Regions from separate parts of the Homo sapiens genome. Here regions 1 and 3 are each linked to region 2. The links are chromatin loops, found by intact Hi-C in ENCODE. Cell type or tissue: PC-3. All regions are shown on one strand. Each heading gives the region's core, and the rest is flanking DNA. Links, peaks and the distances in the headings are about the cores only.

Region 1 (8,523 bases), core at 160-8,159, 68 kb after region 2:
GTCAGTATCTTTTTTTTTTTTTTTTTTTTGGACAGGGTCTCACTCTATTGCCCAGGCTGGAGTGCAGTGATTTGATCACAGTTCCTTGCAGCCTTGAATTCTGGGCTCAGGTGATCCTCCTACCTCAGCCTCCTGGGTAAATGGGACAATAGGCACATGCCACCATGCCTGGTGATATGGTTTGGCTGTGTCCCCACCCAAATCTCATCTTGAATTGTAGCTCCCATAATTCCTACATGTTGTGGGACGGGCCCAGTAGGAGATAATCGAATCATGGGGGCAGTTTCCCCCCTACTGTTCTCGTGGTAGTAAATGAGTCTCATGAGATCTGACGGTTTTATAAGGGGAAACCCCTTTCACTTGGTTCTCATTCTCTTCTGTCTGCCGCCATGTAAGATGTGCCTTTTGCCTTCCACCATGATTGTGAGGCCTCCCCAGCCACATGGAACTGTGAGTCCATTAAACCTCTTTTTCTTTATAAATTACCCAGTCTTGGGTATGTCTTTGTCAGCAGTATGAAAATGTATTAATACAACTGGCAAATTTTCTGTTTATTTATTTTTATTATTTATTTTTATTTTTTATTTTTATTTTTTTGTAGAGACAGGGTTTTGCCATGTTGCCCAGACTGGTCTCAAACTCCTGGGCTAAAATGATCCACCTGCCTTGCCCTCCTAAAGTGCTGGGATTACAGGCGCGAGCCAAGAGGCAGTTTCCAGGTCATGCAGCAAGCAGAGGATGGAACCCTGCTTCCTAAGTTTCATTTTAATGCAGTTTCAATTGTGTCCTGTGGTCTCATTTTCCCTCCCTTCATCGGCCCTCTTTCTTATTCTTCTCCTCCCCATTATCACCACCATCCTCATCACCACTAGATTGCTTGGGTAATAATCATGGTTAGTAGACTTTTACTGGGAAATCCAAAGGGATTGAAATAATGAGTGAAAATATGGAAGGTTCTATTCAGTTTTCTGTGACAGAAATTGGAATGACAATGTTCGATGCTCCCTGGTGAACTTGATCTAATTTTGTTTATAACTTTCATAATTTAAAAAATGTTATAATTCAAGTTAGCTCTATATATAGAATTCTCATCTGTGAGTTTCTGCCATCTTAGAGATCTAGAACACAGACACAAATAGCATTAACATTAAAGAATACTTTCTGGCTAAGCCAAAGCCATCTTGGATTAATGGAAATGATATGCCTATTTTAGATATAAAAGTGGTTCTCTGGCCTCTGGAAATACTCTAGTTAGAAAAGCAAACTACCTTTTAAAGACTAATATGATAGTTTCAATAATAATTACACAACTATATAGTGAAGCATGCTTACACAACTGGTAGTTATAATGTTGGAGACAATAAATTTGCAATATCAAAACTGGTACTAAAGTTAAATAGATTAATATCTAATTTCAGGATGAAATAACGATAAATTTATCATCATATTATAAACTCTATCATTATAAACTTTATCATTCTATCTCAAGAAACTATCCCAATGCCATATTAAAGTTTCTCTAAAAATGGCCAGCCGAAATCCCTGACTCTTTTGCAACATTTTGAATTTACCAGGATTAAGGTAGATTTCTCCCTATATTCCAGCAACTCAGCAACAGTGATTCCAGATCTCCACTTCCCTACGAAGGCAGTCCTGCTCTCTACCAGATTTCTATTAGATCTCTCATGGGCTTTGCCTCTACCAGTGGTGTGGGTTTCCACTGCTGCCTTCCCTGTTTGATCTGTTACATTCATTAGCTCTGTGAGTCTTGAATCTGGGGGTTCAGGTCTTAAGTTCCTGCTGCCCTAGCAACTGTATTTCCAGAAATTACCATCCATCTAGCTACTGGCCAGCATGTGGTTCTGACTTCCAGGAATTACTGTATTCAGTTTCCCAGGAAGCTCATCATGAATCATTTATATGCAATTGATTTTACCAATTTTTATTTATTCTTGTCACTTTAGTGATTACAGATAACAACTTTGTTCCTCCCAACCTTAACTTCTGTATTTTTCATTAGTCATGCCTCAGTAGCATTTTGTCACTTTTCAAAATAAGATTCATCTGGCTCTGTTCTTAGGGAATGCATGATGAAAAAATATTTTATTATATTTTTCAAGGAAAATGCATCCATTCATAGGCTACCATATAATGAGAAAATTTTAAAACAATTTTTTAAAATACAGTTCGTTTCTCTGAACTTACCATTTAGCAGGTTTAATCGATGTTAACCAAATAATTATTTAATTATAGTTGCTATTAAAGCTGTGAATAAGCAGCCTCAACATATAAGAACACTTAACGAAGAGATGTCACCTATTTAGAAGTCAGCAAAGGTTCCCAAAGAAAGTATCCTATCAGCTGAGTCTAGAGAGTGAGTAAAAATAGCTTGATTGGGGTGAGAAACTGGAATAAGCATATCCAATTAGAAGGTGCTTTGCACTAATTTGAATGAAAAGGATAAAAACCTATGATTAGTGATATCCAGTCATCAGACTATCTGTATGTACTCATTCTACATTGCAAGTTCTGTCTCACATTTCTACATAAACCCTCTTTTACTGTACACCAACTAAATTTCACTTCTTCCCTAAATACAAAATATGCATTTTTTTCTCTCTGCTTTGGTCATTTTACTTTACCTTCTCATATTTCCCTTAGCTATTCTCATAGTTCTTGTGATTTTGATATTCAAGATAGCTCCAACTTTTAGATATATGTTTAAAAGTTCTTCTGAAATTGGAGCTAAACTGAATTAGAATGAAATTTAAAGAGTGAGGTAGTCAGGATACGATGGTATATTGAATGTCGTGATCTTGAACAGGAGAAATTCAATTAATAAACTGCTGTATGTAAAGACCCCACTTTCCGAGCTGAGAGAGTTTGAAAATGGAGTTCTCAGGCTCGCTGGGGATGGCAGAGGAGGCGTGTTGTTGCAGATGCCTTCTAAGTTAGCTCAATTAATAATATCAATCATCTTTTACATGTCTCCCTGGTCAGATATCACTTGATACTGTAAACAATAGGCACTTAAAACAAAAAAGATACATATTTATTGTTATAAACAGAAACGAATGTAGCACACTACACACTCATACATACACGTGCAAATCAACTATACTGCACATTCCCAAAACATTTCTAGTCAACATTGAACTATTGGTCTTATAACGAAAAAGCAAAAAATAAAAATAAAAATAACAGGAAATAAGTGGTAAAACATTCTAGTCACAGGTGCGACTGCTCGCATCGAAAATCCTAAGTAATCTATAAAATTACTATAGAAATATTGATTTTATTTGTCTATACAAATGAAAAGCATATGAAAAATTAAGTTTAAAATTAAGTTAAAATATATTGTAATAATATCAAAACATATCATTTGTGGAATAGATCTTGAATCGTATCATGGATCTATGAATTTAGGGATAATTTTTATTATCTCAAATTCACAGATCCAAAACATTCCAAACAAAAGTGCCAAAATTGCCAAAAATTGAAAAATTGACTGAAATTTATAAAGTTTAACAGAGGAAGAATAGGCAACACCATCTTTAAAAGGAGAAATAAAATAGGAAGATGTATATCAAAATATTATGGTACTGGAATTAAATATAGATAATTAAATTAGTGGAACAAAATAGAGTTATGCAACAGATCCACATGTGTGCTACCTATTTTTTACAAAGATGTGAAGTCAATTCGAATGTAAAAACATGTCTTTTCAACAGATGGTATTAGAGTCACTGATATGTGTAAATATCCAGGCATCTGGAGCACCCTCTCTCCTGGATTAAGAGTTTAGGGCACCCTTTCTACCTTTGCAGAGATCTTGGGACTGAGGAGCTTTCACACCTCCATACCTGACCCGCCTCTGAGTGTTTGGTGTCTGCCGACAGAACTCTCCCTCAAGGCTGATGCTTGTGCCTGTCATCAGGGGACCTGTCGGCAGAACTGCCAAGTCTGGCCCTGCCCATCTTGGCCGCTGCTCCCATGGAGCTGAGCAGGGAACTCAAACCACTGCGCACTCCACAAATCAGCCCATTGGCTGAGGGAACAGAGAGCTTCTCCCAGTAAACAAGGATCAAGTTACGTACGTAGCCACGTCGGCTGCAGCTGGCTGTTTCCCATCAGCGCCATCTACTGACTTGCAAGTCAAACCACACAGTCCAGTATAAAACATGCCAACAGAGTGCGTAGGGCTATAGAAGCAAAGCCAAAAACCCTACCCAGCATTCTCTGCAGTCGCACCCCCTAAGGAAGTAGGAAGGGGAAAGGGAGAGAAAAACAGAGAAAGAAAGAAAAAGAAAAAATACTACCCCACAAAAATAATTACAATAATTAGAAGTACCAGTGCTTCCAGACGAGAAGAAACCAGAACAGGAATTCTGGCACCATGAAAAATCTGTAGTGACACCACGAAAGGATTACACTAGCTCTGCAGCAATGGTCCTTAGCCAAAATGGAAACTCAGAATTGATAGATAAAGAATTCAAAGCATGGATGGCAAGGAAGCTCAATGAGATCCAAGACAAGGTTGAAAATCAACAGAAAGAAACTTCTAAAGCGATCCAGGAAATGAAGAAAGAGTTAACATCTGAAGAAATAATTCAGAGCTTCTTGAAATGAGAAACTCACTTAGGGAATTTCAAAGTACACTTGAAAGCTTTATCAATAGACTGGGCCAAACAGAAAGAATAATTTTAGAGCTTGAATATTGAACTCTCCTAGGTAGACAAAAATTTAAAAAAATGATTTTTTAAAAAAACTGAAGTCTTTGAGAAATATGAGATTTTGTAAAGTGACAAGTCCTACAAATTATTAGTATTCCTGAGAGAGGAGAAAAAGTAAACAACCTGAAAAACATATTTGAGGGAATAAATTAATGAAATTCCCCTAATGTTGATTGAGAGATAGATATTGAGATATAAGAAATCCAGAGAACACCTGTGATTTGCAATACAAAACGAATGTCACCAAGGCATACAGTCACCAGACTGTCCAAGGTCAATGCTAAAAAAATTTTTTAAAGGCAACTAGAGAAAAAAGTCAGATTATGTACAAAGGGAACTCCATCAGGCTAACAGTGGACTTTTCAGCAGAACCTTACAAGCCAGAAGAGATTAGGGGCCTATTTTAAGCATTCTTAAAGACAAGGAATTCCAATCAAGGATTTTCTATTTAGCCAAACTAAGCTTCATAAGCAAAGGAGGAATGAAATCTCTTCCAGACAAGCAAACACTAAGGGACTTTATTACCGCTAGAACAGCCTTACAAGAGAGCTTAAAGGAGTTAAAAACCTGCTGCCGCAAACACATATTTAAGTACATAGCTTACAGACCCTATAATACAACCACAGAATAGAATATCAACAAAGCAGCCAGCTAACAACTTCGTGATAAGATAGAAACTTCACATATCAAAATTAACCTTGAATGTAAATGGCCTAATGTGTCAATTGAATGGCACAAAGTGGTAAATTGAATTTAAAAAAGAATATTCATTTGCTGTGTTTAAGAGACCCCTCACACACACTATGACACCCATAGGCTCAAAGTTAAGGGATGGACAAAGATCTATCTCACAAAAGGAAAACAGGAAAAAGAGCAGGAGTTGCTATTGTTATATTGGATAAAACAGACTTTAAATCAACAACAGTAAAAGAATAAAAAAGAGCATTACATAATGATGAAGGATTTAATTTAAAAAGAAAACTTAACTATCTTAAAGATATATGCACTCGGCCGGGAATGGTGGCTCACGGCTATAATCCCAGCACTTTGGGAGGCCAAGGCAGGTCAGAGTGAGACTCGGTCTCAAAAAAAAAAAAAAAAAAGATATATGCACTCAACATTGGAGCACCCAGATTCATAAAACAAGTACTTCCAGGTCTGCAGAAAGACATACAGCCACACAATGTTAGTGGGGAGACTTCAATACCCCACTGACAGCAGTAGACAGATAATCAAGGCAGAAAACCGATGAAGAAATTCTAGACTTGAACTCGGCACTTGACTCTAATAAATATCTACAGAATAGTCTACCCATCTACCACAGAATATACATTCTTCTCCTCTGCACACAGAACATGCTCCAAGATTGACCACATGCTCAGGCATAAAATAAGTCTCGATAAATTTAAAAAAAAAACAAACCTCATTTCATCATACTCTCAGATCACAGTGCAATAAAAATGGAAATTAATATGAAAAATTTCCCTCAAAACCACACAATTGCATTGCAATTAAGCAGCCTGAATGACTTAGCGGTTAAAAAATGAAATCAAGGCAGGATTTAAAAATTCTTTGAAATGAATGAAAACTGAGACACAACACACCAAAATCTTTTGGATGCAGCAAAAGTGGTGTTAACAGGAGAGTTTGTAGAACAAAATGCCTACCTCAGAAAGTTAGAAAGATCTCAAAGATTTGGTATCACACCCAGAGAAACTAGAAAAACAATAACGAGCTAATCACAAATCTAGCAGAAGAAAAGAAACAAGCAAAATCAAAGCACACATGGAAAAAAATTGAGACCTGAATATTTATAGAGAATCAATTAAACAAAAAGTTTGTTCTTGGAAAGGATAAACAAGATGATTCTAACTAGTGACCTATTGATCCCTAGTTAGAGTAACAAAAAATAGAAGAGATAAGATTCAAATAAACATGATCAGAAATGAAAAAGGTGACATTACAACGAATCTCACAGAGACATAAAAGATCCTCAGAGACTATTATGAATACCTCTATTGAATCAGGAAGAAATTGAAACCCTGGAGAGACTAATATTGAGTTCTGAAATTAAATAAGTAATTAAAAAAACTACCAACCAAAAAAAAAAAAAAAAGCCCAGTACCAGATGGATTTACAGTTGAATTCTACCAGATGTACAATCAGGAGCTGGTACGAATTCTATTGAAACTATTCCCAAAAATTGAGGAGGAGGGACTCCTCCCTAACTCATTCTATGACTCCAGCATCACTCTGATACAACACATGGCAAAAACAAAATTAGAAAAGACAATTACAGGCTAATATTCCTAATAAAATAAACACAATAAAAACTTAACAAATAATTAGCAAACAGAATCCAATAGCATATCAAAAAGTTAATTTATAGTGATCAAATAGGCTTCATTCCTGGAATGTAATGTTGTGTCAAGATGTGTAAATCAATAAATGTGATTTACCACATAAACTAAATTACAAACAAAAACCAAGTAATTATTTCAACAGACAGAAAGAGCTTTCAATAAAATCCAATATTCCCTTACGTTAAAAAACCCTCAAAAAAAACTAGGCATCAAGGGAACATACCTCAAAATGATAAGAGCCATCTATGACAGACCCACAGGCAACATCACACTGAATGAGAAAAATCTGGAAGCATTCTCCTTGAGAACTGGAATAAGACAAGGATGTCCACTCTCTCACTACTCCTATTCAACATAGTACTGGAAGTCCTAGCTAATGCAGTCAGGAGAAGGAAAGAAATAAAACGAATTCAAATAGGAAAATAAGTTAAACTGTATCTCTTTGTGGATAATATGATTCCATACCTAGACAACCATAAAAACTCTGCCAAAAAGCTCCTGGATTTCATAAATGACTTAAATCAAGTTTCACAACACAAAATCAATGTAAAAAATTAGTAGCATTTCTATATATAACTATTATTTAAGCTAAGAGCCAAATCAAGAATAAAATAATATTTACAATAGTCACGTCAACAATCAAATACCTGGGAATACATCTAACCAAAGAGGTGAAAGGTCTCTAGAAGGCAAACTGCAAACCACTGCTGAAAGAAATCATAGATTATACAAACAAATGAGAAAATTTTCATGCTCATGGATTTGAAGAATCAATACCGTTAAAATGTCTATACTGCCTAGAGCAATCTACAGATTCAATGGTATTCCTATCGAACTACAAATTTAATTCTTCACAGAATTTTTAAAAAGTATTCTAAAATTCATATGGAAAAAAAAGGATCTCAAATAGCCAAGGCAATTCTATGCAAAAAGAACAAAGCCAGAGGCATCACATTACCTGACTTCAAACTGTCCTATAAGGCTACAGCAACCCAAACAGGATGGTACTGATATAAAAACAGATACATAGACCAATGACACAGAATAAAGAACCTAGAAATAAAACTACACACCTACAGCCAGCTGATTTTCAACAACTTCAGCAAAAATAAGCAATACAGAAAACACTCCCTATTCAATAAATGATGCTGGGATAGCTAGTTAGCAATCTGCAGAAAAATAAACCTGGACCCCTATTTTTTACTATATACAAAAATTAACTTAAAATGAATTAAACATTTAAATATAAGACCTCAAACTATGAGAAATCTGAAAGAAAACCTAGGAAACACCATTCTGGACATCAGCTTGGGAAAGAATTTATGACTAAGTCCTCAAAAACAATTGCAACAAAACCAGACATTGATGTGGGACCTAATTAAACTAAAGAGCTTCTGCACAGCAAAAGAAGCAATCAACAGAGTAAA
Region 2 (8,523 bases), core at 136-8,135:
GTTACTTTGCACACAGCTATCGTCTGTGAATAAGTCCTGTTCACAATTGGTCATTTGGCAGCTGGTGGTTTCATTGCAGGTTTCTTGAAAGTTGTCCAGGAAACAGGTTCTGCTATGGAAGCTGCTGGGCAAACACAATCTGTCTTCAAAGGTTATAGGATTAGTGCCATGTGTGATGGCAGAGAGTGGTGGGGCATTGTGGAAGCTCCTGAGTGAATGGCAGTGGCTATGAGGCATATTGCTAAAAATCCTTAAAGATGGTCATAAGGACTCAACATGCTGAGTTTGAAAATTAAATTCTTTGGTGCGGCGATTATATACTCAGAAACCTGGGTGTTGGCTTCTCAAGACTTCTTTGCAACTCATTGCTTAAACTAATTTGAAGGATAACATCTCATTACCACTTTGGTTATATATGCAGATGATGTCTTATTAACAAAGATGTAAGTCCATTTTGAATCTTCAAAATGGCTTTTATGTTAGCTCCAAAGATGACTCATTCAAGGTGGGGTTGGTCAAATAAGAGTCTAAACCTGTCCAACCAAGCTAACATTTTTTTTTTTTTTTGCCACCATGACTCTGCACATTGGTAAGTGGACAATGAGAAATGCATGAGGCAGTGGCCAACTGAATACTGATTAACATTTAGCACTGGTTTTGAGAGCTGCCAATGTAGCAGAATGTGGTAATTTGATGTTCAAGACATTTAAAGTTAGAATTGGATCCAGGTTGAGCCCAATCTCATTCCACTCAGATATTGTTCTCTCCAGTGGACCAGAATGTGAGAGGACTTTGTGATCACATTCCTTCTCAGTGTTCATGCAAAGTACTGAGTGTGGCCATTGCCCAATAAATACTTGTCTTTTGCCTAACATTTCGTTTCCCTAATCTCCTTGAAAGCCAAGTTTAAATGCGTCCTTTTCCTGAAGTCTTCCCCAATCTTCCCATTTAGGAGTTATTTCTTCCTTTTCTGAATTACTAATGGATTTAATTCCTTTTTTCTATACTTGACAAAGTGGTGTGTTTACTTGTGTTTGTGCTTCTCAAAGGTTGATTATTTTCCTTTATAATGAACCTTCTTCAGATATTTTTCATCTTTATTCTGTGCTTTTTTTATTGACTGCAGACAGATGATCAGTTCCTATGTTTATCGCATTAGGACACCGTTCTTAGCATAGTTTCATACTCATGGCACAGAGCCAACCAGCACAATTTCTATAACATATTCTATAATATATTTGGCTCAGCTAATGACAATAAAATAGAAGTATAGTCTTAGTGCACTAACTAGACTCCCTTTCTAAGGTCTGAAGAAGCCCAAGAACATTCAGCAATTCTCAGTAATTCTTATGCAAACACTTCCTTGAAAGACTGAGGATATTATAAATTTAAAAGGGCACATCTGAATACTTTCAGCTTTATAGGCTGCACACTCATCTTGTATACAATACCTTTGTAACACACGCAAGTCATTTATAATTTTGAATAACCACACTTGTATGTTTAAAGATCTCAGTGTGCCCTCCACATGAACCCTACAGCCACCCATTTAATTCTTACGCATATATGTATTTATTATTGCACGGAGGCTTCGTTATTGCACAGAGGCTTCATTATAGCTTGTGACTTTCTTGCTTAAAGATACCAAATGGCTTCTCATTGTCCTTACAATAAGATCTTTTTCCTTTAGACTTCCCTACAACATCTTATAAGACCTGGCCATGGCCTTTCTTTCTTTCTTTCTTTCTTTTTCTTTTTCTTTTCTTTTTTTTTTTTTTTTTTTTTTTGACAGAATTTCACTCTTGTCGCCCAGGCTGGAGTGCAATGGCATGGTCTCAGGTCACTGCAACCTCCGCCTCCCGAGTTCAAGCAATTCTCCTGCCTCAGCCTCCTGATTAGCTGGGATTACATGCGCCCACCACCACGTCCAGCTAATTTTTGTATTTTTAATAGAGATGGGGGTTTCATCATGTTGGCCAGGCTGGTCTCGAACTCCTGACTTCAGGTGATCTTCCTGTCTTGGCCTCCCAAAGTGCTGGGATTAGAGGCGTGAGCAACCATGCCCGGCCCTATTTTTCTAAATCTAACTCTTGTCATGTCACTCTGCCCAACATGATTCATCCTCACAGGCCTCATGCAGCTCCTTGGCACACTAAACCTCTCCTTGCCTCCAAACTTTGCATACGCAGCTGCCTGTCTGTTTCACCCCTCCACTGCCTTCTCCCATTCTATCCATAGTTCTCATCTTTTGTGTCTTAGCTTAAGAGTTACTTCTTAGAATGTCTCTCTATCATCCTATATGAGAAAATTCCATTATCAGGGTCTCATATTTTTTCATTTTTAAAACTCATCTTAACTTATGATGATTTTATTTATTTCTCTTTTGTGCTTTTGCCACTAATTGTGAATTCCATGAAGAGGAGAAGCATGTGTATCTTCCTCACTTCCATAACCCCAACACTGAGCATGGTGTCTCATTGCCATATCATCAGATTCCCATAAATGTATCTTCAAAAATTCATACATAGAAGGTGCTAAGTAAAAATTTAATTATAACTAAACATCTGAAGAAATATAGTTTTGAAATTTTGACATTTCCAAGATTTCTAAGAATTGGCAAGAGTATTGAGCTCAAAGAAAAACAAATTTAAAAACTATGCCTATCTTTCAGCTACCCCTTTGTTTAATAAGAACAAAATCATTAAGAAAGCTACTTATTACCATGGCACAAACTTATTCAATTATTTCAAAATCATGTTTATTTGTAGGTTTTTTTTTTCTTTTTTTTTTTAGACGGAGTCTTGCTTTGTCACTCAGGCTGGAGTACAGTGGTGTGATCTTGGCTCACTGCAACCTCTGTCTCCTAGGTTCAAGCCATTCTCCTGCCTCAGCCTCCCAAGTAGCTAGGATTACAGGTGTGTACCACCACACCTGGCTAATTTTTGTATTTTTAGTAGAGACGGGATTTCACCATGTTGGCCAGGCTCATCTCGAACTCCTGACCTCAGGTGATCCCCCCCGCCATGGACTCCAAAAGTGCTGGGATTACAGGCGTGAGCCACTGTGCCTGGCCATGTAGGTATGTTTTTACCATGAAAATGGGAGCCAGTTCTCAATACCAACACAGAGTCCTCTTGCCAAATTGTATAGGTATAGGCAGGACATCATATAGGCTGGAATTTACAGAACTGTCTCCAGCCAGCAGCCTTCTTATTAATTTCACAATGTGCAGCCAATTACTGAGTACTTGGGCAGTCCCTTCAAATTTCATATGGTGATGTTAAGTCTGTCATTTGTGAATAAGGTCACTCCATGAGTTATTTTCTCTTTGGAATGAGGCATTTGCACATTTTATTTAAGTGAGAGCCAAATTAATAAGTGTTTCAGTATATAATTTTGATTCAGTGAGTAAACACAGATTTTGGTTGTTGCTGGATTTATAGAGGAAGTTACCTGGTTTATTACTATGGAATGACGTAGGCTAGGACAACTGGTCACCTTGGAATTGTTTACATGCAGCCTACTAAAAACTAAGTATTAGCTTTGTAAGCATTTGAAAAATTATGACTATGTAGTTTATCTGCTGGTATTCTTGAGAAATAGATAGAACTGGTTACCTAATTGCATACAGTAACTGGATACTCTTGCTACTAAAGGGGTGAACAATTCCCTGGTCTCTCCTGGACTTGAAATCATTCTCCTGGAATGACTGCAGCTGCAGTGGCACCTCCTAACCACCAGAGGGTGGAATATCAACATTTGGTATGAGGATGCAATTAAATATAAGAATTCTAGAGTGAGAATGCCAGGATTCTAAGCCAATATTTACAATCTCAAACTGTAACTTTGAACAGGTTCCATAAGTTTTCTATGTCATGGCTGTTTCATTAAAATAAATGAGATATTGTATATGGTACCAGATTGCCTGCCACATATTGAATGATAAATAATAACAATTATTACTGATCAGGTTAGGAATCTTCATGCAGACTAAGACGCTTCTCATTATAACATCAATCTAGGATTGATATAAAATTATAAGCAAAAACAAGCACAGTTTTTTTATGTTTATGATTATGTTGTTGATTTATAATTATGTGTTAATTTTCACATTCCATTCCTTTAAAGGTTGGATTATACTTATTCCCATTAATGATGGAACTTGTCTCCATCTCTCAAGAGCTCAGCATTTGGTAGTTGTAACATTGAATAATTTATATGTCTTTTATATTTGATCATATGGCTATACTAAACTTCTTAATCACTTGTTTAGAAACATTGAAGTGAAATGAAATAAAATAACCATTTTTTTTTTTTTTTAGAGGCAGGGTCTTACTCTGTAGCCCAGGTTGGAGTGCAGTGGCGTGATCACAATTTGCAACCTCAAACTCCTGGATTCAAGCAATCCTCCTACCTTGGTTTTCTGAATAGCTAGGACTACAGGCTCACACCACAACACTTGACTATTTTAAATTATTTTGTAGAGACAGGGGTTTCACTGTGCTGCCCAGGCTGGTTTTGAACCCCTGGCCTCAAGTGATCCTCCTGCCTCGCCCTCTCAAATTGCTGGGATTACAGGCATGAGCCACCATGCTTGGGCCTAGTCACTCTCTTCATCCCAGTGGTCCCACAATTTATTTACCTCATCCTTGTCTTAGTTTTATCTCATCAACCAAACTTATACCAAATGACATAAGTTAATTTTAATCCATTCCTCTTCTCCATTCACCAAATGCCGTAAGTTAATTTTAATCCATTCCTCATCTCCATTCAAGAAGTTTCATACAGAACCATTGCATAACAATGGAGGAATACTAGAAAAAGCATGAAGAGATGTGGCTTTCAGCCTTGGATCCATCAACTCACTGCATAAATTTGGACAAGTCACTCTACCTCTCTGGATATCTTTCAAGATAATGAGTTTAGATGAGAAGCTCTCTAAGGTCCTGTCACATCCTATAATTTTCGGTCAGAATCTTAATAACGTAGAATTAACATTACATGACATCTCGTCAAATCTGTCTATTGAATGAAATCTTCACTTACATTTAAGACCATCTGATCTTTATTAAGATTACATATAAAATTTTAACAGGACAGACCAAAGACTGAAGTCAGTACATTATTAGTTCCCACAGATGCTAGTCAATATCCACAACTGTAAAATTAGTAATCTTATGGTATTTAATCTTATAGTATTAATCTTATATTAATTCTTCTTATAGTATTAATCTTATAGTATTTGACAGCAACTCTTGAGAATAAATAAAAGTATATCTCTGCAGTCAAGTACACGTTAGTCTATCCCAAAAGAGGCTTTTTTGAGGGAAATGAATAACTTTTGTTAAACATAACATTCTATGAAATAAGTCAAGTACCATATAACCCTTCTCAGACACTGTAATGCATATAGAAAAAAAAATTTAAGTTGTAGAATACTTCAAAATTCTTATGTGGAACACAGAAATAGTATTTTGCCAGCTTTCTCTGTTTCTAATGAGAAATAGATATTTTATTATATGATAAAATAAATCACATGTGACATCATTTGTTCTCTGAGACTATCTCTAAATAATTTTGCTTCTTTGGCTAGTTCTTGGTCATTTACAATTCAATTATACGACACATTAATTCAAATAGCCAAACAAAAAACAAAAGAAGTAAAACATAAAAGTTGGAGGATTACACAGTGTCTATGCGGCTCTTAATAATAAGTAATTGGAGAAAAGAATGAACCATGGTGTTTTGACCATCTGAGCATTATAGTCCACATTTTCCGACTCTTTGTTCCATTATATCTTGGATATGAAAGCATTATAGTTTACTGTAGTAATTATACACTTGTTTTTTGCTTCTTTTCCCAGATGTAGTTGTTCTTGCCTTCCTCTGAGGTTATCTTTGAGTGAAGTTATTTTTCTATTTCTGGGTGATCCAGAAATGTGAATTGGTTTTTGATTTGTCTCACTTCTGTAGGCGCTGGAGTTGTGACAGTGTGTCATTGAGATATTGAGATTGTGCTAAATCAATTGTGATGATGATGATCAGAGGATTGTGACAACTAGCTTATCTAAAAAGAGTTCCACTAGCAAAAATGAATGCGAGTTTGATGTGTCATTGACATATCCTGGGACTGTCACCTGGCTCAATTCCACTTATTTATTTAATATTTATTTATCTTTTATTGAGTACAGGCATACCACATTTTATTGTGCTTTTCTTTGTTGCACTGTGCAGATATTGCATGTTTTACAAATTAAAGATTTGTGGCAACACTGAGTCAAGCAAGGCTATCGGCATCATTTTTCCAATAGTGTGTGCTCATTTCATGTCTCTGCCACATTTTGATAACTCTTGCGGTATTTCAGATTTTTTCATTATTATTTTATCTGTTATGGTGATCTGTGATCAGTGATGTTTAATGTTATTATTGTTAATTGTTTCGGGGCACCACGAACCACATCCACATAATGAAATGGGAAAAGTTCTTTTATTCTCCCTTGCAAGGCATGCAATGGGGTTGTGGCTCGCTTCTTTGGTGAGCCCCTGCTCAGACCTCTGGGGGAACAGGCAGATGGGCAGGCTGTGGGTCTCCCACCCTACAGCAGTGTCTAGGGTTGAATGTTTACACCTGTAGCCCCAGTGGGCATGAGTTACAGGGTGTTCTTTCAGTTTAGCCGTCCATAGGCAGCTTGTGTTAGCTCAATTACACCCTCTGCCTTATCACAAAGACAGGGGGCTTTCTGTATCCCAGAGTTTCTTGCCTTGGTATACCAGAAGAATCAGGGCACACATGGGCTTGGAGAATGAGTTGAGTGCAAGTTTTATTGGGTGGAAGTAGCTCTCAGCATATGGGGGAGCCAGAAGGGAGATGGAGTGGGAAGGTGGTTTTACCCTGGAGTTGGGCCCGTTCAGTGGCTGGGCTCTCCTCTAACTGCCCCGGCCAAACTTCGCATCATTCCGCTGGTTGACGGTCTGCAGGTCTGCCAGTGTCTGTCAGTGTGCTCTTACACAAGTGCATTCCTCTTGACGTCCAGCCACTTGTGTCTTCTGCCAGTCTGTTCCTCTTGACGTCCAGCTGCTTGTGTGCATGCCCACTAGGGTCTCGGGTTTTTCATAGGTACAGGATGGGGGCGTGGCAGGACAAGTGGTCTTGGGTAATGCAACATTTCGGCACAAAATAAGAAATGGCTGTCCTCACCTAGGTCCGTGGGCACAGGCCCAGGGGGTGGAGCCATAGCCAGGGACCCACCTTTCTCTACCCAGAACTTCCCTGCCCCCTCCCATATCAATAAGACAACAAACTTAATAAATCAAATGTTGTGTGTGTTACAACCGTTCCATCGAATGGTACACCCCTGTCTCTCTCCCTTTCTTCAGGCTTCCCTCTTCCCTGAGACACAACAATATTGCAATTAGTCCAATCAATAACCCTAAAATGGCCTCTGTGTGTTCAAGTGAGAGGAAGAGTCACATACCCTTATTTTAAATCAAAAGCTAAAAATGATTAAGCTTAGTGAGGAAGCCAATGTTGAAAGCTGAGATAGACTGAAAGCTAGGCCTCTTGCACCAAATAGCTAACTTGTGAATGCAAAGGAAAAGTCCTTAAAGGAAATTAAAAGTGCTAACCTATACTAACGAAAAAAATGATACTCTATATGAACACACAAATGATAAGAAAGCAAAACAAGCTCCTTGCTGATATGGAGAAAGTTTTAGCAGCCTGGATAGAAGATCAAACCAGCCACAACATTCCCTTAAGCCAAAACCTAATCCAGGGGGAGGCGCTAACTCTCTTCAATTGTATGAATACTGAGAGAGGTAAGGAAGCTTTAGAAGAAAAGTCAGAAGCTAGCAGAGGCTGATTCATGAGGTTTAAGGAAGGAAGCCATCTCTATAACATAAAAGTGCAAGGTAAAGCAGTAAGTGCTGATGGAGAAACTGCTGCAAGTTATCCAGAAGATCTAGCCAAGATCATTGAAGAAGGTGGCTACACAAAACAGCAGAATTTCAATGTAGATAAAAGAGCATTCTGTTGGAAGATAACATCATCTAGGACTTTCATAGTTAGAGAGAAGTCAATGCCTGGCTCCAAAGTTTCAAAGGACAGGCTGACTCTTTTTTATGGGCTAATGCAGCTGGTGACAAGTTGAAGCCAATGCTCATTTACCATTCTGAAAATCACAAGGCCCTTAAGTATTATTGTAAATCTATTCCACTTGTGCTCTGTAAAAGGAACAACAAAGCCTGGATGACAGCACATCTGTTTACAGCATGGTTTACTGAATATTTGAAGCCCATGGTTGAGACCTACTACTAAAGAAAGATTCCTTTCAAAATATTAGTGCTCGTTGACTATGCACCTAGTCACCCAAGAGCTTTGAAAGGGGCTGGAGGGAAGGCAGAAATGGGCTGCAAATGGGCTTTGCAATTATATTAAGGGGTCTTCATTGGGAAGGAGGATTGTTGAAGGTTTTAAATGAGTGTCTCATTTAAAAACATGTTATCTACGAGTAACAGAAATTG
Region 3 (8,523 bases), core at 160-8,159, 390 kb after region 2:
TAAACGTAATCCTTCACATAAACAGAACCAATGACAAAAACCACATGATTATCTCAATAGATACAGAAAAAGCCTTGGATAAAATTCAACACACTTCATGCTAAAAGCACTCAATAAACTAGGTATTGATGGAATGTATCTCAAAATAATAAGAGCTCTTTATGACAAACCAGCAGCCGATATCATACTGAATGGGCAAAAGCTGGAAGCATTCCCTTTGAAAACTGGCAAAAGACAAGAATGCCCTCTCTCACCACTCCTATTCAACATAGTGTTGGAAGTTCTGCCCGGGGCAATCAGGCAAGAGAAAAAAATAAAGAGTATCCAAATAGGAAGAGAAGAAGTCAAATTGTGTCTGTCTGGAGATGACGTGATTGTACATTTGGAAAACTGCATCGTCTCAGCCCAAAAACTCTTTAAAGTGATAAGGAACTTCAGCAAAGTCTCAGGATACAAAAATCAATGTGCAAAAATCACAAGCATTTCTATACACCAATAATAGACAGAGAGCCAAATCATAGTAAACTCCCATTCACAATTGCTACAAAGAGAATAAAATACCTAGGAATACAACTTAAAAGGGATGTGAAGGACCTCTTCAAACAGAACTACAAACCACTGCTCAAGGAAATCAGAGAGGACACAAACAAACGGAAAAACCTTCCAGGCTCATGGATAGGAAGAATCAGTATCGTGAAAATGGCCATACTGCCCAAAGTAATTTATAGATTCAATGCTACCCCCATCAAGCTACCATTGACTTTCTTCACAGAATTAGAAAAAACTACTTTAAATTTCATATGGAACCAAAAAAGAGAGTATATAGCCAGGACAATCCTCAGCAAAAAGAACAAAGATGGAGGCATCACACTACGTGACTTCAAAGTACACCACAAGGCTACAGTAAACAACACAGCATGGTACTGGTACCAAAACAGATACATAGACCAATGGAACAGAACAGAGGCCTCAGAAATGATGCCACACGTTTACAACCATCTGATCTTTGACAAACCTGACAAAAACAAGCAACGGGGAAAGGATTCCCTATTTAATTAATGGTGTTAGGAAAACAGGCTAGCCATATGCAGAAAACTGAAACTGGACCCCTTCCTTACACCTTACACAAAAATTAACTCAAGACGGATTAAAGACTTAAACATAAGACCTAAAACCATAAAAACCCTAGAAAAAAATCTAGGCCATACCATTCAGGACACAGGCATGGGCAAAGACTTCATGACTAAAACATCAAAAGCAATGGCGACAAAAGCCAAAATTGACAAATGGGATCTAATTAAATTAAAGAACTTCTGCATAGCAAAAGAAACTGTCATCAGAGTTAACAGGCATCCTACAGAATGGGAGAAAGTTTTTTCAATCTACCCATCTGACAAAGAGCTAATATCCAGAATATACAAGGAGCTTAAACAAATTTACAAGAAAAAAAAAACATCAAAAAGTGGGTGAAGGATATAAAAAGACACTTTTCAAAAGAAGACATTTATGCTGCCAACAAACATATGAAAAATAGCTCATCATCACTGGTCATTAGAGAAATGCAAATCAAAACCACAGTGAGATACCACCTCATGCCAGTTAGAACGGCAATCATTAAAAAATCAGGAAACAACAGATGCTGGAGAGAATGTGGGGAAATAGGAACGCTTTTACACCGTTGGTGGGAGTGTAAATTAGTTCAACCATTGTGGAAGATAGTGTGGCAATTCCTCAAGGATCTAGAACTAGAAATACCATTTGATCCAGCAATCCCATTACTGGGTATATACCCAAAGGATTATAAATCATTCTACTATAAAGACACATGCGCAAGTATGTGTATTACAGCACTATTCACAATAGCAAAGACTTGAAACCAACTCAAATGCCCATCAATGATAGACTGGATAAAGAAAATGTGTCACATATACACCATGGAATACTATGCAGCCATAAAAAAGAATGAGTTCATGTCCTTTGCAGGAACATGGATGAAGCTGGAAACCATCATTCTCAGCAAACTAACACAGGACAGAAAAACACACCACATGTTCTGACTCACAAGTGGGAGCTGAACAATGAGAACACATGGACGCAGGGAGGGGAACGTCACATACCAGGGCCTGTCGGGGCTTGGGGACTAGGGGAGGAATAGCATTAGGAGAAATACCTATTGTACATGATAGGTTGATGGGTGCAGCTAACAACCATGGCACATGTATACCTATGCAACAAACATTCACGTTCTGCACATGTATCCCAGAAATTAAAGTATAAAAAAAATTAGTTTTAACTAACATCCAAAATGGATTAACAGTTCATCAATTAAAAAAGTCTTTGCAACATGAATGAATACTTTTCATCTTCTTTAAACTAATCATGTGAATTCACAATATGCACTCTCCCAGCAGTTTTAGAATGAGCACTACTTAGTGAAGGGTCTTTTGAAATATAATTGTAACTATATGTAAAATACAACTGTTTTCTATAACATTTTACCTTTTTGCCTATATAATCAAAATGAAAGTATTATTTATGTGCTCAGTTTCACAAGTTTGGAAGCTTTCCTACCTTTTCCTGTGATCTATAGATTACTCAAACTCTTCAGAATTGTCTCTTCCTTGAAGTCTTTGAAGCTATCTGGATAGCTTTTAGGGGTAGGTGTAGAACAATTTCCTCAAGAATTTCATAGATACTAAACTACATATATTTCCTATCTATTTTAGCAACATTCAGCAATTTAGGTCTTCCTGGAGAAAATACATTTTTCTAGATTTTAACATTTTTAACATAAATCAATAGAAAGTATTACCCAATAGCTTTGACTTCTGTGTCAGCTGGCTTTGTCTTCTTATTTATCCCTAATTTGTGTGCTTGCCTGTTTTTTTCCTTCTTTGAAAAACCACTTAGATATTTATCACCAAGGTACAAAAAGCTCTTGGATTTATTATACTTTATACTGCTTTTCAGTTTTCTATTCATTAATTTTAGCTAAAATTATTTTCTCCTGCTTTTTTTGTCTATTTTTTCTTTATATAAATTTTCAAATTCAGTAGCTTTTTGTTCCATTTTTACATTTATATAATAAGAATGTAATAAAGGCGCTTAATTCTATAACTTTCCTGTAAATACAGCTTTGGCAATATACCAGAGGTTTTTATATGCAGTCTCCTTGCTTATTAAATTTTAATTTATTTTCTTCTTTGACTACAAAATTGTTTATTCTCACATTTTTTAACACTATTTTTCTTCTGTTATTTATTTCTAGCTTTCTAATATTGTTCCCAGTGTCTATAACCTACACTAATTCTATCTTTTGGAATATATTGATGTTCAATTAAAAAAAAAAACCTTACAAGTGCTTAAAAGAAGGTGATTTTCTGTAGTGCATGGAGTTTATTACATAGTTTTGAAATCTTTTTAATTTCCCATTCATTTATCTGTGTTCAATGTAATCTTTTAAGGACTAAAGGAGGCAATTAGTTTCACACTAGTACTGATTTTCTGCCAATATCTCTAGATACAACATTTACTTTGGTTTTGACTTTATAGATTTCAATACTATGTCACTTGTTGAGTTACATTTCAGTAAAATATAAGCCTCCTTTGTAATTGTTTAAACATGTTACATTTATTTAAAGTTTCATATTAAATTTGCAAACATTTTTATATTTGTTCCATTTGATAACTAATCTTCACATTTAATTTTTAACTTCTGATTTATTTTTACATGTGAGTCTCATAGAAATTATGTAATAGTATTTGTAGTTTGCTTTTGTATTTACTCAATTTATGTATTTATTTGAAAAGCTAAATTTGTCATGTATATTTGTATCTTACTTCTGTCTCTTAATATAACATTTTGTTTTACATCCTTCCTTTTTGTGTCCTTTATTTTCTCTATTTTGTTTTATAGTCTGGGTTTCTTCTATTTCCGACATCCCCAAATTACCTTTATTTTTATTGTTATATTCACTGAACATTTTCCTAGTTTTCTAATTATTTTTACTCTTAGCACTTAATTTATTTCTTTAGGTTTTAGACATATGTTAATTATCTATACTAAACTGTATGTTTAAATGGTTTTAATACTTAACATTACCCCTTGGAACCAAAACTCTCCTATTTATCAATTATTTGTTCCTATTCAACCTTCAGTTGAGTAGTGTATATCTTCAAGTAGTTTTGGGGTTTTTTTAATTGTTTTACCTTGCTTTGTTTTTCCATTTTCCAAGTTACATTAGTAATCCTTCCTGGAGGTTTGCATATTTGAAAATAATTTAATGTTATCTCAATCTATGAACAATATTGGGGTAAGGTTAAAATTCTTGATGTAGCAACTCTTTTCCTCAAGATATTGTAGTTGATATTCTATTTCCTTCTGATTTCCTAGCTATGGAAGAAAAGGACAGAATTGTTACTGTTCTCTTTAGATGGCTCTCCCTAGTCCCATGTAGGTTTCGGTTTATTCATGAAGTTCAATAATCCTGGTAAGTTATGTTTTGTTGTTTCTGCTTTTCATTTATCTTGATGAACATTGACAACTCTTGTTATCAGTAGATTTAATTTTTTCAATTTAATAAAATTTTCACCTACTGTACCATTTAATGTTTTTGTTTCTTTTTTTTTTCAATTGTTTTCATTGAAGATACCTGTTATGCTTGTTTTGGAGTGCCGTCATCTTCTGGACAACATCTAATTGGATGCTACCACCTTCTGGTCACTTTGTTCACCATGACTATTTGTTGGATTCAATATTATATTTTTCATGTCTATCCTCTATCACTGATACATTTTTATTCATATTATTTTCTTTCTTTCTTCACTTTAAAATCTTTTCTGATATTATTTCTTCCCTCACTTTATTTTCTAATTCTACCAATACCTTTTCTTATCTCAATATAGTGACTTATTTAATTTGGTATTGAGTTGATCTTCTTAATTTTTTTTTGGTATTAAGCAATACATTCTAAATTTTTCTTCTGGTTCCTAGTGTAAATCATTTTCAGAAATATTGTTCTGTGTATGTTTTTAGTAATATATTAATCTTCTTTGTTGTTGCAAAACATTTACAACAGTCCCATGCTGTGGTGTGTTTTTTATTCTTTTTGGGAAAGTTCATTCAAGGTTACTATCTTTCATTAAGTCTTTTTTGTTAATCTGGGAAATACCCGAATCCATTCCATCTCCATATCTGGATTAAAACCTGCAATTTCACCACCATCTTATTCTGAATTTTTTCCTTTTCCTTTCCTTCGGTGCTTTGAAATAGCTCCAACTATGCCAAAGATATTTTAAAAATAAATGACTTACTTCACAAAAATACAGATATCTATATATTTGTGGAAAAGGCTGATTGGCTTAGGTAAAATTGTTACTAATTATGCAATTTGTACTAAATGGAATTTAAAAATCAATGGTAAAACCCAGGAAACTTGTAAAAGACCTTAGATTTAGAAATATTTGCTTGAGGCAATTCGCTAGGCTTCTGAGGGCGAATATTTCAAATCATGTTATTGCTACTGCAGTCTCTCTTCATCACCATACTAAAGGTGTCTATAAGCCATTATTTCTTATCACAAAAGCTGCCAATATAAAAATCAAAGCACAACAAATAGCAAAACACACTGTGTCTCCTGCTGTAAAACCTGCTGTGGATGCAGATGTGTGTCCACTTTGAAGTGTCAAGAACTAACCAGAAATTTTGAAATGTTTGTGAATAGATGCTTAATTTTACCTAAAACCAAATAAGCAATACTGTAGTTGATTCGCTTATAAAAGGTAACCTATTATTGGCTTACAACCAATAAATGATTATGTTATAAAAGGTAATCATTCATTGGATTACAACCAATAAATGTTCTAAGATATACAAAAAGCAGACTTCCTATCACAAAGGAAACTTTATTAGAAATCTCATTCTAAGCTCCTATTCTTAGAATATTATGATCACAACAATGCAGAATCAACAAATACAAGTGGTTTTTTTTCTGAGTGTCTGAGTTTTTATGTCTTCCAAAAATAAGGTATAAATTCTAAAAACTGAAATCTTTTCATTGATTTGCAAGTACTTAACAATAAAATGTTTGAAAGTGACTCTCAAACTTGTATGGAGAGGAAGAGTATTTACATGCAAGGACAAAGAAGGAAACTATATATAAGAAGATGAAGTCAAATATACAGAATGTGTTGGAATTCACAATCTGGGATAAAAATAACTGGCACCTTAGGTCACTAGATAGTCTATAGCCAGAGCAACTAGAACTGTATGGACGTCAAGAGAAGACTCCTACCCCACAGACTCAACAGGAGCCAGAGGCATCACTTTCACCAGCACTGCACAAGCACGCTGGTTGGTTTCCACACCTCTCTGCCAGCAACAACCGTAAAAACTGTTACCTGTCTGATGATAAATAAAATTAAAATAGTATGGATTTTTTTATTTTGAATTTTCCTAACTACGAGTGGATTTGAATATCTTAATATGTTTGGACTATTGTACTTCTCTTACATAGAATGTCTACTTATAATCATCTGCCTATTTTTCTATTGAGTTATATAACTTTCTATATATTAAGACATTAATATTCCTGTATTATCCCCATTCGTCTCTGGGTTTCTGTTCATGATAGAGGTCTCCATTGTGTGTGTGTATATGGACGTGTGTGTGTATAATGTGTGTGCATTTGTGACTGTGTTGTGTGTGGATGTGTATGTGTACTCCCTTGGTTTTTCTTTTTTGCAGAGGGCTTTTTTAATTTTCATTTTGCTTTGTTTGTTTTTTCACTTCACTTTTTATACTTAAACTGTTAATATTTCTGCAATACTTTTTACAGATAGTTTAACTGAAGATCCACTTTTATTGTTTTCTAGATGGACGGTCAGTTGTATTGGCACTATTTCTCAAATAATTTTTTTTCACCATGTTGTACTATGAAGTTTACCTTATGTTATATTCTCAAAAGTACTCAGATGTGTTTCTAAATTCTTGTTTATATTCCTTTTTATTTTTCTATTCTTAAACCAAAACAATATTCTCATTTCTCATGAGAGAAAATTTTCCCTTGAGTCCTGATAATGTATTTTATGCACATTTTGAATAATTTTATTGAATAAAGAATCCAGTAGATGTCTTAATTTACGTATCAATTTAGAAGATTTAAATTTTATGATAGATCTTTCCGGTCAAGATTACATCTGCATTTCCATTTCTTCAGCTTTTTATTTTCTTTCATAAGATATTCTATTATAGTATTGTGCAAATTGAATAAGTCTTTGAAACTTTCTTTCTAGCTTTTCCTGAGCATTGTATAGTTATAGCACATTATCAGAATCATCTCCATTTCTAAATGTAGGTAAGCAGAAAATCTTTTTAAACTTATTTTTCTGGTGTTCATACATCTTACAAATTTTCTGATTAATTTTGCTATATTTGTTTTACTTTAATAGCTTGAGTTTTCTTTGCACACAAAGATATAATCAAAAAGATCATTTCTTTTTTCCAATGTTTTTGCCTATTATTTTATTTTCTTCTCTCTTTGCACTTGATAATGATGTTGGCAGCTGCTAACCCTGTCTGCTTCTTAATAATAACTAAAATTGCTTTATTATTTGGCTGAAGTAGATAAAAACATGCTGCTTTTGCTATTTGGTTAAAATCCTTTATTATATTTAAACAATTTTCTTCTATTGTATTTTATTTCAAATATTTCAAGGTAAGAATTATTTAACTCTATCAAAGACTTTTTCTCACCTAAATATGCAATCTGAGCCAATATTTGAAGCTTACATGTCACTTACAATCTTCAGAATTTTGAAAAAGGATGGCACATATCAATTTTCAGAAAACAGCTATTGTTGTTATGAAGATTTTCACTTTAATCAAGGATATCTGTGTTTTGTTTGCCACATAATATTAATCTTAGAAAAATGTGTGCATTTCTGCAGTAGAAATCTACTCATCTCAAAACATGTCCTCAATGACAAATTTTCATGATAAATTTGTAATAGTGTTGCAATGTCTAATTGCATTGATTTACATCCCAGTCGCATTTTATATCTCTTGATCTTACAGTAAATTTAACATTCTGATTACTGGTACTGCTTCTCCTGTCTTCAGAATATCCCAAGTAGTAATTTTCAGACTTATTTTCAAATCCTTGCTTGTCAGCATTTGCCACAATTAGAATATTGCAAATATTTAAGGAATACTGTTTTGTTTTTTGTTTTTTTCTATTTTGGAGCCCTTCTTTCATTTTAGTTACAATTATTTCCCAATGAAAATTCATTTCCCTTGCCTCATGCCAAGATTGCAAAAATTAGTTTTCCTAAATTGGTTGTTCTACTTTCAGGATTTAATGTCTTTATAGAAAATTTTAATTCAAAACTAAACTTAAATATGTTATGATTTTTCATAGCATTTTTCATTACTATAAAACTTTTTAGGTTCTTTTTAGTCCCATTAAGTATGGTTACTTCCCCTACGAAATATAGTGACTGAAGTGCTATCCCAGCTTCTCACTA

What was found. A loop is a pair of places that touch in the nucleus more often than their neighbours do. Peaks named below come from ENCODE experiments on the same cell type or tissue, not always from the same donor. Only the 100,000 strongest peaks of a DNase experiment are listed, where the experiment ranks them.
Region 1: it touches region 2 in a loop (13-fold over the local background); 9 of 110 quality-filtered maps call a loop at or near these places.
Region 3: it touches region 2 in a loop (15-fold over the local background); 11 of 110 quality-filtered maps call a loop at or near these places.

Annotation. Positions count from the first base shown.
Region 1 is chr21:30,404,939-30,413,461 of GRCh38, forward strand. The region is part of intron 3 of LOC105372772 (a long non-coding RNA gene); the gene reads right to left. Among named protein-coding and RNA genes, the nearest start is that of KRTAP13-1, 13 kb to the left of the region's middle. In PC-3, for the core only: a CTCF peak has its summit at 4,153 (motif pointing left); a DNase peak (open chromatin) is centred at 4,073; H3K4me3 peaks cover 432 bases; H3K27me3 peaks cover 935 bases.
Region 2 is chr21:30,337,432-30,345,954 of GRCh38, forward strand. It overlaps KRTAP27-1 (keratin associated protein 27-1), which reads right to left and starts at 263. Exons shown (of 1, transcript NM_001077711.1): 1 at 1-263. The coding sequence starts at 237. In PC-3, for the core only: CTCF peaks have their summits at 3,737 (motif pointing right), 3,940 and 7,727; a DNase peak (open chromatin) is centred at 3,600; H3K27ac peaks cover 3,970 bases; H3K27me3 peaks cover 993 bases.
Region 3 is chr21:30,728,524-30,737,046 of GRCh38, forward strand. No RefSeq gene overlaps it. Among named protein-coding and RNA genes, the nearest start is that of KRTAP21-3, 14 kb to the left of the region's middle. In PC-3, for the core only: a CTCF peak has its summit at 4,719 (motif pointing left); a DNase peak (open chromatin) is centred at 4,698; H3K27me3 peaks cover 301 bases.